Linked DNA regions of Homo sapiens: regions 1 and 3 are each linked to region 2. Evidence: chromatin contacts called from ENCODE Hi-C or POLR2A ChIA-PET data. All regions are on one chromosome and are shown on one strand. Each heading gives the region's core, a stretch centred on a gene start or an enhancer-like site at or near the end of the contact. The rest is flanking DNA. Distances are from core to core; before and after follow the strand shown.

Region 1 (3,379 bases), core at 176-2,675, 380 kb after region 2:
GAAGGGAAGTATCATGGAAAGTTCGCAAGGGAAGTGGTGCTTAGAAAATAGGCATCCCTGGCCAAGGCGGGCTAAGGGAGCAGAGCTAAGGCCAGCCCTTCCAGTTTTGCGCTAGATCCTTTCCCCCTCCGCCTTCTCACAGGCATTCTCCCCCAACCTGGCCAACATGGTGAAACCTTGTCTCTACTAAAAATGCAAAAATTAGCCGGGCGCGGTGGCAGGCGCCTGTAACCTCAGCTTCTCGGGAGGCTGAGGCAGGAGAATCACTTGGACCTCGGAGGTGGAGGTTGCAGTGAGCCGAGATCATGCCACCACACTCCAGCCTGGGCAACAGAGTGAGACCCCGTCTCAGAAAACAAACACAACAAAAAGAAACATTCTCCCTACAACTGTCCTATCTCTACTGCATTGTGAGTTTTTCTTTTATTCTAACCAGCTTGTAAACTTGGGGAAATATTTCCTAACCTCAAAAAACACTTTACCCTGCTTCCCCGCTCCGGCTATTGCCCCATTTCTTTGTTCCTTTGTAGCAGAACTCCTAAAAATAGTCTGTGTTTCATGACTTCAGTTTGTCTCTTCCTGTTTTCTCTTAAACCCAGTGAAACGAGTTTCACCTCCACATTCCAGTGGAATGGCTGTTGTTGAGGTTGGTGGTGACCTCCCTGTTGCCGAATCCAGCATTTAGTCCTGTGGCCACACCTTACTGGACCTCCACAGTGTGTGACGCAGTTGGTCTCTGCGTCCTTCCTAAGACACTTCGTTGACCACAGCCTCACACTCTCCTGCTCTTTCAGCCTCCTGCAGTGCTACTCCTCATCTCCCAAATGCTGATCCTTCAGACACACGTCAGCCAGGGCACCCTCCCACTAGATATCATGTGGTGACTCTCCCTGTGGTTGGATCTGAACCCGAGCCAGGCGCTTATGGCAGCCACGCGTGTCACACAGCATGTGTGTCCCCTCCAAATGTGCTCCCTCACCACATCCTGATGCGATTCTTGGAATTACATGGTTTCCACTGCACATGGGGAAGTTGAAAATCAGATTTTCCATCACTTGCTTGTCAGTGTCCTCTGTGACAGTTTCTGATTCCAGATCTGATGCTTTTTCCATTTATGACCCATTGCTTGGCCTGATTCCTTAAACTCAGTCCTTCTGAGTGAAGCAGGAGAGTGGAAGCGTCTGGTTCCTTCTTTGGGGCTCCAGCCTGTCCATCTGGATTTCCTCTTGTGAGTGCAGTGGTAACACTCTTCACCCCAGGGGCTTGGTAGTCACGTTTGCAGGACAATGGGTGCTCTTACTGGGTTTAATGCTAAATCTCCCAAAATGAAAGGCCAGCTGCAGAGTAGGAGAAGAACAAGGGCTGAGTGATTTGATCAGACATCTGTGGGGGCCTGCTGGCATTTGGAGTGTGAGTGCCTTAGAGAGACTGACTATTCTGGCCCCAGGGAGTTGGCGACCGTTAATCTTGGTGGTTTTGACCGCTAACTGCCCCAGAGGTCCCAGCCTGCTGGATGACTCAGAATCCCCAACACTCCCCCTATTCTTCTCTCACTGGGATAGTCAGGAGGCCATTTCTAAGGCATTTTAATTTGGTAATAACTTGACATGACCCACTGTACCCAGAGTTGTACGTTTTAGGAGTTACTGTCGCTTTCTAAATGAGGGGTTGATTTGGAGCCCATCATCCTTGATATTGGACTGCCTTCCACTGCCATGGAGAGAGCAGTATCTCCTGCCTTGCCTGCTGGGCTCCAGCTCCCTCTCCATTGTAGATGACGTGATCCTGTGCCCCCTGGACTGTCCCACAGCCCTTATTCTTTAAGTACCTTGCCAAAAGTTGATGGGGTAAACTAGAGAGAAAAGAGGTGGCCAAAGGTCTGTCTGTTGTTCATTTATTTCTGCACTGCACTGTGTTAAGAAGGGCACCTGCTGTCCATCTTTCTGCTGTTTATGAAACTTTCTGGAATTCAGAAAGACCACAGGAACTCACAGCACAAGGCAGGCAAGCAGATGGTGGGGACTGGGGACAGGACATGAAGAGACTCAAAATGCCTTACTGCCGCAGACCAAAGCTGTGTGAGGCCTTCTGGACTGTCTTCTCCACCCCGTGTCTGACTGTGTTGACCACTCCTGTGCTGTCCTGTGCCTTCCTCCGTGACCGTGTTGGTGGCAGTGCCCTGTTAAGAGTTCCTCCACTGGTGTTAGAGACCTTGGGTTCTAATCCAGTGTCTACCACTTGTATGATCTTGGATTAGTCTCTTCATCTTTCTAGGCCTTGTGTGTAAATTAATTCATAGCACCAACTCACAGAGTTGTTGAGAGAGCTAACTGAAAACATCTAGAACGTTTTTGTCACTGTGCCTAGTCAAAAAGCTTCTAGTCAGTTCTGTAATTGCACTGAGGTTTATATTTCATTTCAAAAATACAGTTGTTTACATAAGAAAATATTGTTTTTCTCTTGTTAGACTTTTGGCTTTCTTTTGCCTACCAAATAAAGTCCCAACTCCTTGGCTTGTCACTCAGCCTTCAGATTTGCATTTCAGGCTTTGAATTTCCGTGGTGGGGGATGCTTGAAAATGTAGATTTCTAAAAGAAATTGTGCATTGATCAGATGAGTTTGTGTTCAATGAGCAGTTACTCTGTGTAAGGCTCTGGGCTAGGCCCGAGGGGTCTGTGGTGAATCAGACATGACACACACTAGGCAGTGGCATCATCATTTCTGGTACCACCACCCCACACCCACCCAGTCCAGACCCTGCAGAAGGCAGCCTGGAGGGTAGGCTTGCCACAGGGCCCCAGCACAGTAGAGCAGCTGGGCACCAGAGTTTTGGCAGCAGGCCCAAGGGTGGGGGTGGAGGAGGTGGGGACTCAGAACTGGCAGCCAGCCAGGGCTCACTCAGGTGCCCCAGCATGCAGGGCCTCCAGCCCCGGCAGTCACGGAGCCCATTCACTGACTATATCCTGTTCTTTGGCTGTGATCTTCTCTAGACTGCATAGTGCAGAGATTTTGGTGGCAGGGCAGTGACTCCAGACCCACATTGAACGCATAAGACGTTGAAACCCAAAGATGTGAGGTGGCATGATTATGGTCACACAGCAACAGGCCAGGATTAGAACACAAGTCTTCTGAAAAATATGTAGCAGTCTCAGCCTTGTGGGTTCCTTGAGATTGCCTTGTCTGCCGTGAGACTGTCAGGGTCATTTTGTTCCTTAAGAAAGTTTTAGGGGTCTTCTTTGTGCCCATTTATGCAAGGCACTGGAGAGGGTAGGCAGGGTTAAATCAGCCTCTGACCTTAGGAATTTACAGTGTATCAAGGGAGACATACTACCAAAAATTACAATACAGAATAGCAAGTGCTGGGGGTAAGTATATGATG
Region 2 (3,115 bases), core at 341-2,840:
GGCCTTGCCTCCCTTGGCTCTCTCTGCACCTCTTCCAGGATTCCCTGACTGTGCCAGCCCTCGTCCGTCTCCCCAGGTCTCCAGTCCATGGCACCTGGGTCACGATGCCCAGGTATCCCAGCACTTTCAGAGACACTTCAGTGATGGCTGAGGGGCAAGCCCTTTCCCAGACATCTCAGTGTCCACCCACCGCCTCCTGCCTCCAGTACTTTCCAAAACCTTTCCTTCCCTCGGTCCTTCTCCGCAACCTGTAACCTGCTAAATTCTCACCTTTAAAAATTGTCCTGACCTTTGCTTGCCCTTCTCAGGTATTCCATGCTGCTGTCTCTACTTCCTCTCCTCGCATCTACTTAGCCTTTTCCCATCTGTTTTCTGCCCCCACCATTGACCAGTAGTGATCCCCTCTTGCCAGTTCCTTCTGAGCCTGTTTGGCCTCTGCAGGATTTGACATTTGAATCAGCCCCACTTTGAGCCGTCCACCTCCTCCCATCATCCCCTGATCTTAGCCACATCCAGCTCCAAGCAGACATTCCAGGCCTCCCCATCCCAACAGGCTACATACATGTCCAGCCTCAGGAACGCTGCCAAATACACCAGGCCTCCTCTTGCCACAGCACCCTTGCAAGGAACACTCAACTTCCTGCCCATCAAGCAATGCCCACTCCTTGAAGACAGTCCAAGCATCACTACCTGTAAGCAGCTTTCTCTGATCCAGACAGGGTTAGGTGCCTACCCTGCTCCCACAGCTTCCTGGAATAGGCCTGTCCTCAAATGCATCACTGTATATATTTACTCTCCTATCTGCCTAGGCAGACTGAGCTCCCAGCATGGGATCCCAGCATGGGGTGAGCATGAAAGAGTGGCAAACAGAGTGGCATAAGACAGATAAAATACAAAAGGCAATTTACAAAGGACCAGGACCGCAGAGGCAGAGATAAACCAGTGGGCTCAGACTTCTGAGCGTCTCAGATCTGGCGTCCTCGACTCCCTGAACCTGCATCAGGGTCATGGGTCACAGGGGTGGGGGTGGGGTGGAGCGGGGTACCTGGGACAGCCCAGGGCTTTGGCATACCGCACGGCCTGCTCCAGTCCCTCTCGGAAGGCCGCCTGTCTCCCGGGGACGGCCCCCAGCCCCATTTCCCCCTTCTCTTGGTCTCCTGCAGAGAGAACGGGCCTCAGCCCCCGGCTCGGACACTCCCCTGCCCGCGCCCCGGCACCCCCCAGCCCTCCCAGCCCTCCCGGCCCGCGACGCACCCGGGGGCGTGTTGATCAGTACAAGCCGCAGCCCCGCTTCTCGCGCGGCGCGCGCCAGCGCCTCAGGCGTCTCCGCGTACGGCCAGGCCACCTCGACGGCCTCGAAGCCCGAGCTGCCCGCGGCCCGCACCCGCGCGGGGAGGCCGGAGAGCTCGGGGAATAGCCAGGACAGATTGGCGGAGAAGCGCAGCGGCGCCATGCCTGGGGAGGCCGGGCCGGGCGGAGTCCGCGGGATCCAAAGGCGGCGGGCGGCGGGCGGCGGGCGGCGGGCGGGGGCGGGGCTCTCCTTGCTGGCCCTGCGAACGAACGAGCACTGTTCGTGGTTAGAAAAGCGAAGTGCTGTAAAAACCCGGGCCTTCACGAAAAGCGCCTACGGTTAGCGAGAGAGGGATCACGGGGAGAGGCGAAGGGGCGGAGCGAGGGCGGCCGGAAAAGGAGCAGGACCCGCGCCTGGAGAAGGTAGGGAGGCCGAGCTCCAGGGCCTGAGAGCCGGACGCGAAGCAAGAGAGAGCTGGCTGCCCGAGGGCCCGGTTGCAATGATGGGACGCGCACTTTAATACTGAGTCTTTCCTCTGATTATAAAAATGCTATCTGTTCGTTAAGCAACATTTGAAAGCTGTATGACCAAATAAAGAAGCACTTTTATACCGCCAGTTATCACACCACTAGCCTGTTGGCTTTCCCGTCCAAATTTTAAAATATGCAATTTTTTTCTTTGGAAATTCTGATCATTCGGTATATGCTGTTTTATAGCTCTTTTTCATGGAATATTATTTTGTGAGCATTTCCTCGTGTTTTCCAATAGCCTTCAAAGTCAGTGCCTTCGCTGCTCATTGTCGCACACCTAAGCAGCAAGTCATTATTGTACTTTGTGGTTGGATATCGTGTGTGTGCACGCGCGCTGCAAGCGCACTTTCAGGCACTTCTTAGTCCCTATCTCTGACTCTTTTCCGAGTCTTTTTCTAGAGATGTCCATCACAGTGTTTGCCCGTTCACGCCGCTAGTCTTTTGCAAGGGAAACCGCCCCATTGGAGCAGCTATGGGTGAGCTGTCCCTTTTTAGCCTTAGCCTCAGCTGATTGGACCAGGGAGGTCATCTGATCCCAGGGCAGCCAATCCATAGACTGGCCAAAAACCTCTTACTTGCGTCGTTTGGAAAGGTAATTTAACCAATCAAGAGTTCAAACAAGGAAATGCTGAGAGTCAACAGGTGGTGTTGCCAGAAGGTGACTGGGCTGTAGAAACGAAATAAGACAGTCCTATGGTAAAGAAAAGCTAGAGCGGAAAGGAGGGGAACCAAGTCCTGTGAATAGAGGTAGCACCCTGAGAAACCCATGTCATCCCAAGGGTGCCCAAACCCATAGCTGCCCCCAGGTCTGTGCACTTAAGGCTGGGATGCTTAGACTTTCCTGGGTTTCTGTCTCTGTATAGCCTCTTAATGTTTCTTGAGATAATTTGAATGATTTTACTTTCATCTACAATAACCCAACTGATTGGGCAGGTTCTTATGGGTAGAATTACATGGTCAAAAATAGGAACATATTTAAGTTGTTGATATCTTAAATTTCCTTTGAAAAATATAAATTTATATCCCAACAATTCATGAGTAAACGTCATCTTGATCTATCGTCTGTGCTAACTTTGACAGAGAAGCTTAAAGTGCAACATTAGGAACACCCAGCTCCCACTGATTGTTCTGTCAACACTCAACTCCATCTCAAATGAGGCCAGCTCAGACACCAGGGATCCAGCCTGATCCCGTGGTGAACCCAAATTCTTGGCAGGTTCTGTTTCTTCAGCTCTGCCTCCAAGAACAGACTGCTGCCAGCTGACACTGATCACCTGATTTCATGCTCTTTTGC
Region 3 (3,911 bases), core at 1,392-3,891, 500 kb before region 2:
TGTTAGTATCAAACTGCATGTGCATGAATTTAAAAATACAGCCGGGCGTGGTGGCTCACGCCTGTAATCCCAGGCCTGTAATCCCAGCACTTTGGGAGGCCGAGGCGGGCAGATCATCTGAGGTCGGGAGTTCGAGACCAGCCTGACCAACATGGAGAAACCCCGTCTCTACTAAAACTACAAAAAAAAAAAAAAAAAAAAAAAAAACATTAGCTGGGTGTGGTGGCACATGCCTGTAATTCCAGCTACTCGGGAGGCTGAGGCAGAAGAAACGCTTGAACCCGGGAGGCAGAGGTTGCAGGGAGTTGAGATCGCGCCATTGCACTCCAGCCTGGGCAACAAAAGCGAAACTCCGTCTCAAAAAATAAATAAATAAAAATAAAAAAATAAAAATACAGATACACCACTGTGAAAGAGGTGTTCCAACATTAATTACTGACGAGGTAGACAGTGGAAAACTTGGAGAACACTCCATGAAGAGCACCCACCTGCTACACTATTTAGAACCAGCTGGCACAAGGGGCCACCTTTGAAGATAGGCAAACTCTCTCCCTTCTGCCCAAAATTCAAGAAATGTTGTGGTGAAGAGAGACAGTGGAGACAGAAATGAAATTAAATCTGATGGGCCTGGGTTCAAATCCAGTTCAACCACTTACTAGCTGTGTGACTTTGGCAAACTTATTTCCCTTCTCTGAGCTCCAGGCTAGTGAGTAACCAGCAGGGCTATAAGGTCCGTGACGCTTAAAGTAGTTTGGCTAAGAACCTGCTGATTTTCTCCTCCACTTTTCTGTCTCCACGTAGTATTCCCTTATCCACTCAACAAATAAATACCCATGTCTGGCATAGTATGCTGAATAGATAGTTCCTTCCCTAGAGGAAGTGACAAAAGTGATCTCTTTCAGATGGAAAAACTGAGGCCCAGAAGTTAAGTGGCCTGCAAGAGCCCTGAGATATTTGGACTTCCTTGCCACTAGCTAGAAGAGCTTCTCACTGAACTTTTGTTTAGTTATATCCCACCCTTACGGCTCACCTAAGATCCTGGGAGCCTTCCCCGGGAACTTCCCCGGGGTCTCACCTCAAGCGAGGGCCCAGGAAGGGTGAACCAAGTCGTCTGGATTTATGGATTCAACAGGTGTGGGGCGGAAGGCCTTTTCCTGCCGAGGGTGCGGCCCAGCGCCACCCCGCTCAGTCTCAGCGGGACACCTCCACAGCCAGTAGGAAGGGCAGTTCAAAATTCAGTGCTACCCCCGCGTCCCAGCTAAGAAAACAAGGGCCATCCAGGTGCCCTCCCAGCTGACGAGATGGAAAAATCAAAGTATAATAGATAAAGAGGGACCGTTTCAAAAGAAAAAGGGGACTTGAAAATATTGTAGACTAGGGGGAGGAAAGGAGGTGGAAAGAAACAATGCCCTACACACAGGAGGGGCTCCACAAACAATTTGTTGAAAAGAAATCGCTCTGCGGACGCTACAAAGATGCCCTGCAGGACAAGCCCACTTACACAGAAAAAAAGAAATCCTATCTAGGGAGTTGTTGGTCCCCAGAGTCCCCATCCCTCATTCCCCAACCCCGTGGCGTGCGCGCTTCCCGCTAGACTTCAGCCTGGGGCTCTTTCCTGGCCCCCAGATCCCCCGCCCCTCCGGTTGCGCTCCCCGCCTGGCCCCGAGGGTAAACCTGCCTCCGCGGAACACATCTCCGCGAGACTGGGCCAAAGCTTTGGGGCCTGCACTCCTCGCAAAGGAGAGCCTCCGAGACCGGAGGTTCATCTCAACCCCCGCGTTCGAGCCCGGGCCTGGAGAAAAGTGCCCTCCCCTCGGCCTCGGCCTCGTCACCGCGGGGGACTGGCGGGAGGAGTAGGGGAGGCCGGTGGGACACCTCGCACCAGGCCGCCCACCTACAGGGGCGTCCGGGCTAGGGGAGCAGACGGAGAGCGGGGGCGGCTCCTGACTCCTCCGCGCGCCGGGGCCGGGGCCGGGCCGGGGGCTCGGCCCGCTCAGCCAATGGGCGCCGCGCTCGGGCCCCCTCCCCCGCACCGGGAGGGGCCGAGGCTGGGCTGCTGCTGCCGAGGTCGTGTGCGACGTGCCGCTCCCGGGCCCTGTGTCCCCAGCCCCAGCAGGGCCGCGTGGACGGCGCGGCGCCCCCGGAAGGAGGCCATGTGCTCAGTGCCGGCGCCAACTACGCACGCGGCGCCCTCCGGCCCGCTAGATCCGAAGCCCATCCCCACTGCGGCCAGCGGCCCGGCGGGGCGCTGCGCTCGGGACCCGCACCGAGCCAGGCTCGGAGAGGCGCGCGGCCCGCCCCGGGCGCACAGCGCAGCGGGGCGGCGGGGGAGGCCCTGGCCGGCGTAAGGCGGGCAGGAGTCTGCGCCTTTGTTCCTGGCGGGAGGGCCCGCGGGCGCGCGACTCACCTTGCTGCTGGGCTCCATGGCAGCGCTGCGCTGGTGGCTCTGGCTGCGCCGGGTACGCGGGTGGCGACGGGCGTGCGAGCGGCGCTCTCCCGCTCAGGCTCGTGCTCCGGTCCGGGGACTCCCACTGCGACTCTGACTCCGACCCCCGTCGTTTGGTCTCCTGCTCCCTGGCGTGCTCACTCGGGGACCCGCGACTAGCGACCGGCACGCTCGCTGTTGCTACCTCTTGCCTCTTGCCAGAGAGCGCGCGGACCGTAGCGTTTATAGGACCCCGGCCATTGGCTGGCGACGCCGGTGTGTCAGGGGTGTGTGGGCAGGACCTCGGGGCGGGGCCTGGGGCCCAGCCTGTCCTGGGCGGCGCTCTGCGGGGAGGGGGTGAGGGGAGTGGCCGGGGCCGGGGCCCCCCCTAACCACTGCCTCGCTCAGGCTGCCGATCGGCTCGTTCTCTCTGCGTTGGGACCGCGGAGGGCATTCGCTGTGTGACTCAGGGCAAGTGTGCGCACCTCTCTGAGCCTCCGCGGCCTTCTCTAGCAAAATGGTGGAGCCGGTACCCGGCTGTAAGGCAAGCTGGGATGCGCGGAGTAGCGGGTGGAAAGCTGGACTGGAGTTCTCACTCGGCCGCTGGGTGACTTCGGTGCACTAGGGATAGTAACAGTACCACCTCGTAGGGTTGTAGAAAGACCAAGTGAGTTAATATTTGTAAAGTGTTTAGAACAGCGTCTACTGCATGGAAAGTAGTATTTATTTGTTAGAGAGACTCCAGGAGGTCTTGCCCAGGGATTGACTTCTCCCTTCCCTGTCTCCACCCCCCACATTCCCGTTTGTGAGCCAAGCCTTGCTTTTGCACCGGCCGGGCTCTCTTGCCTGGAAATGCATACCCATCTCAAACCTGGGCTTTAAAATCACCTCCTCTGGGACGCCTTCCTCTACTTCTCACAGTTCAGGTGAGTCTATGGTGACCTGTAAGTGTGGAAAATATGAAAGGCAGGCTAACTGACTGACATGATAGGACATTAAGGACATGATAGACCTCGGGTTTGAACCAGCTCAACTGTATACTGGCCCGGCCGCGATCCTGGGCGAGTTCCTGGCCAGTGAGGCTGTTTTCGTTTTTTTCTTTAATTTTTTTTTTTCTCAGACAGAGTCTCGCTCTGTCGCCCAGGCTGGAGTGCAGCGGCACGATCTCGGCTCACTGTAACCTCCGCCTCCCGGATTCAAGCAGTTCTCTGCCTCAGCCTCCCGAGTAGCTGGGATTACAGGCGCCCGCTATCACCCCTGGCTAATTATTTTTATTTTTAGTAGAGACGGGGTTTCACCATTTTGGCCAGGCTGGTCTTGAACTCTTGACCTCGTGATCCACCCACCTCGCCTCCCAAAGTACTGGGATTACAGGCGTGAGCCACTGAGCCCGGCCGAGGCTGTCTTCTTATGAGTAAATGGAATTCCCACACCAATCTCATTGCTATCAGGAGAGGTGCAATTTCCAGATAAGCTCATGAAGTGT

Evidence for each region. Hi-C counts contacts between places; a loop is a spot of excess contacts on that map. ChIA-PET counts read pairs that join two places held with the same protein, here RNA polymerase II (POLR2A). Pooled maps may share reads with other maps.
Region 1: a loop to region 2 is called in a map with no recorded cell type, with 4 times the contacts of the local background. The contact joins the enhancer-like site here to the promoter of HYI in region 2. A Hi-C loop is called at or near these places in 1 of 37 single-sample maps with no recorded cell type and 1 of 50 pooled maps. POLR2A ChIA-PET finds 5 or more read pairs at or near these places in 2 of 52 experiments (CD8-positive, alpha-beta memory T cell and OCI-LY7).
Region 3: a map of naive thymus-derived CD4-positive, alpha-beta T cell shows a loop between it and region 2 (6-fold over the local background). The contact joins the promoter of SLC2A1 here to the promoter of HYI in region 2. A Hi-C loop is called at or near these places in 2 of 168 maps with a recorded cell type or tissue (ascending aorta and naive thymus-derived CD4-positive, alpha-beta T cell) and 8 of 50 pooled maps.

Annotation. Positions count from the first base shown.
Region 1 is chr1:43,833,811-43,837,189 of GRCh38, forward strand. All of the region lies in intron 4 of ST3GAL3 (ST3 beta-galactoside alpha-2,3-sialyltransferase 3), which reads left to right. Among named protein-coding and RNA genes, the nearest start is that of MIR6079, 3.1 kb to the right of the region's middle. RefSeq lists enhancers at 357-1,124, 1,125-1,892. Within about 2 kb of position 1,426, at least 19 of the 41 ENCODE cell types and tissues checked have a DNase peak (open chromatin) inside an H3K27ac peak, as active enhancers do; they include OCI-LY7, where a contact is called at or near this core.
Region 2 is chr1:43,452,341-43,455,455 of GRCh38, forward strand. It overlaps HYI (hydroxypyruvate isomerase (putative)), which reads right to left and starts at 1,591. Exons shown (of 8, transcript NM_001190880.3): 1 at 1,255-1,591; 2 at 1,046-1,157. The coding sequence starts at 1,453. SZT2 (SZT2 subunit of KICSTOR complex) reads left to right here. Exons shown (of 72, transcript NM_001365999.1): 72 at 1-1,907. It overlaps HYI-AS1 (HYI antisense RNA 1), which reads left to right and starts at 1,587. Exons shown (of 2, transcript NR_174945.1): 1 at 1,587-1,713. RefSeq lists an enhancer at 1-367 and silencers at 1,158-1,217, 1,328-1,627.
Region 3 is chr1:42,956,227-42,960,137 of GRCh38, forward strand. It overlaps SLC2A1 (solute carrier family 2 member 1), which reads right to left and starts at 2,642. Exons shown (of 10, transcript NM_006516.4): 1 at 2,408-2,642. The coding sequence starts at 2,425. SLC2A1-DT (SLC2A1 divergent transcript) reads left to right here and starts at 2,823. Exons shown (of 4, transcript NR_033967.1): 1 at 2,823-3,351. RefSeq lists silencers at 1,763-2,402, 2,533-2,942, 2,815-2,998.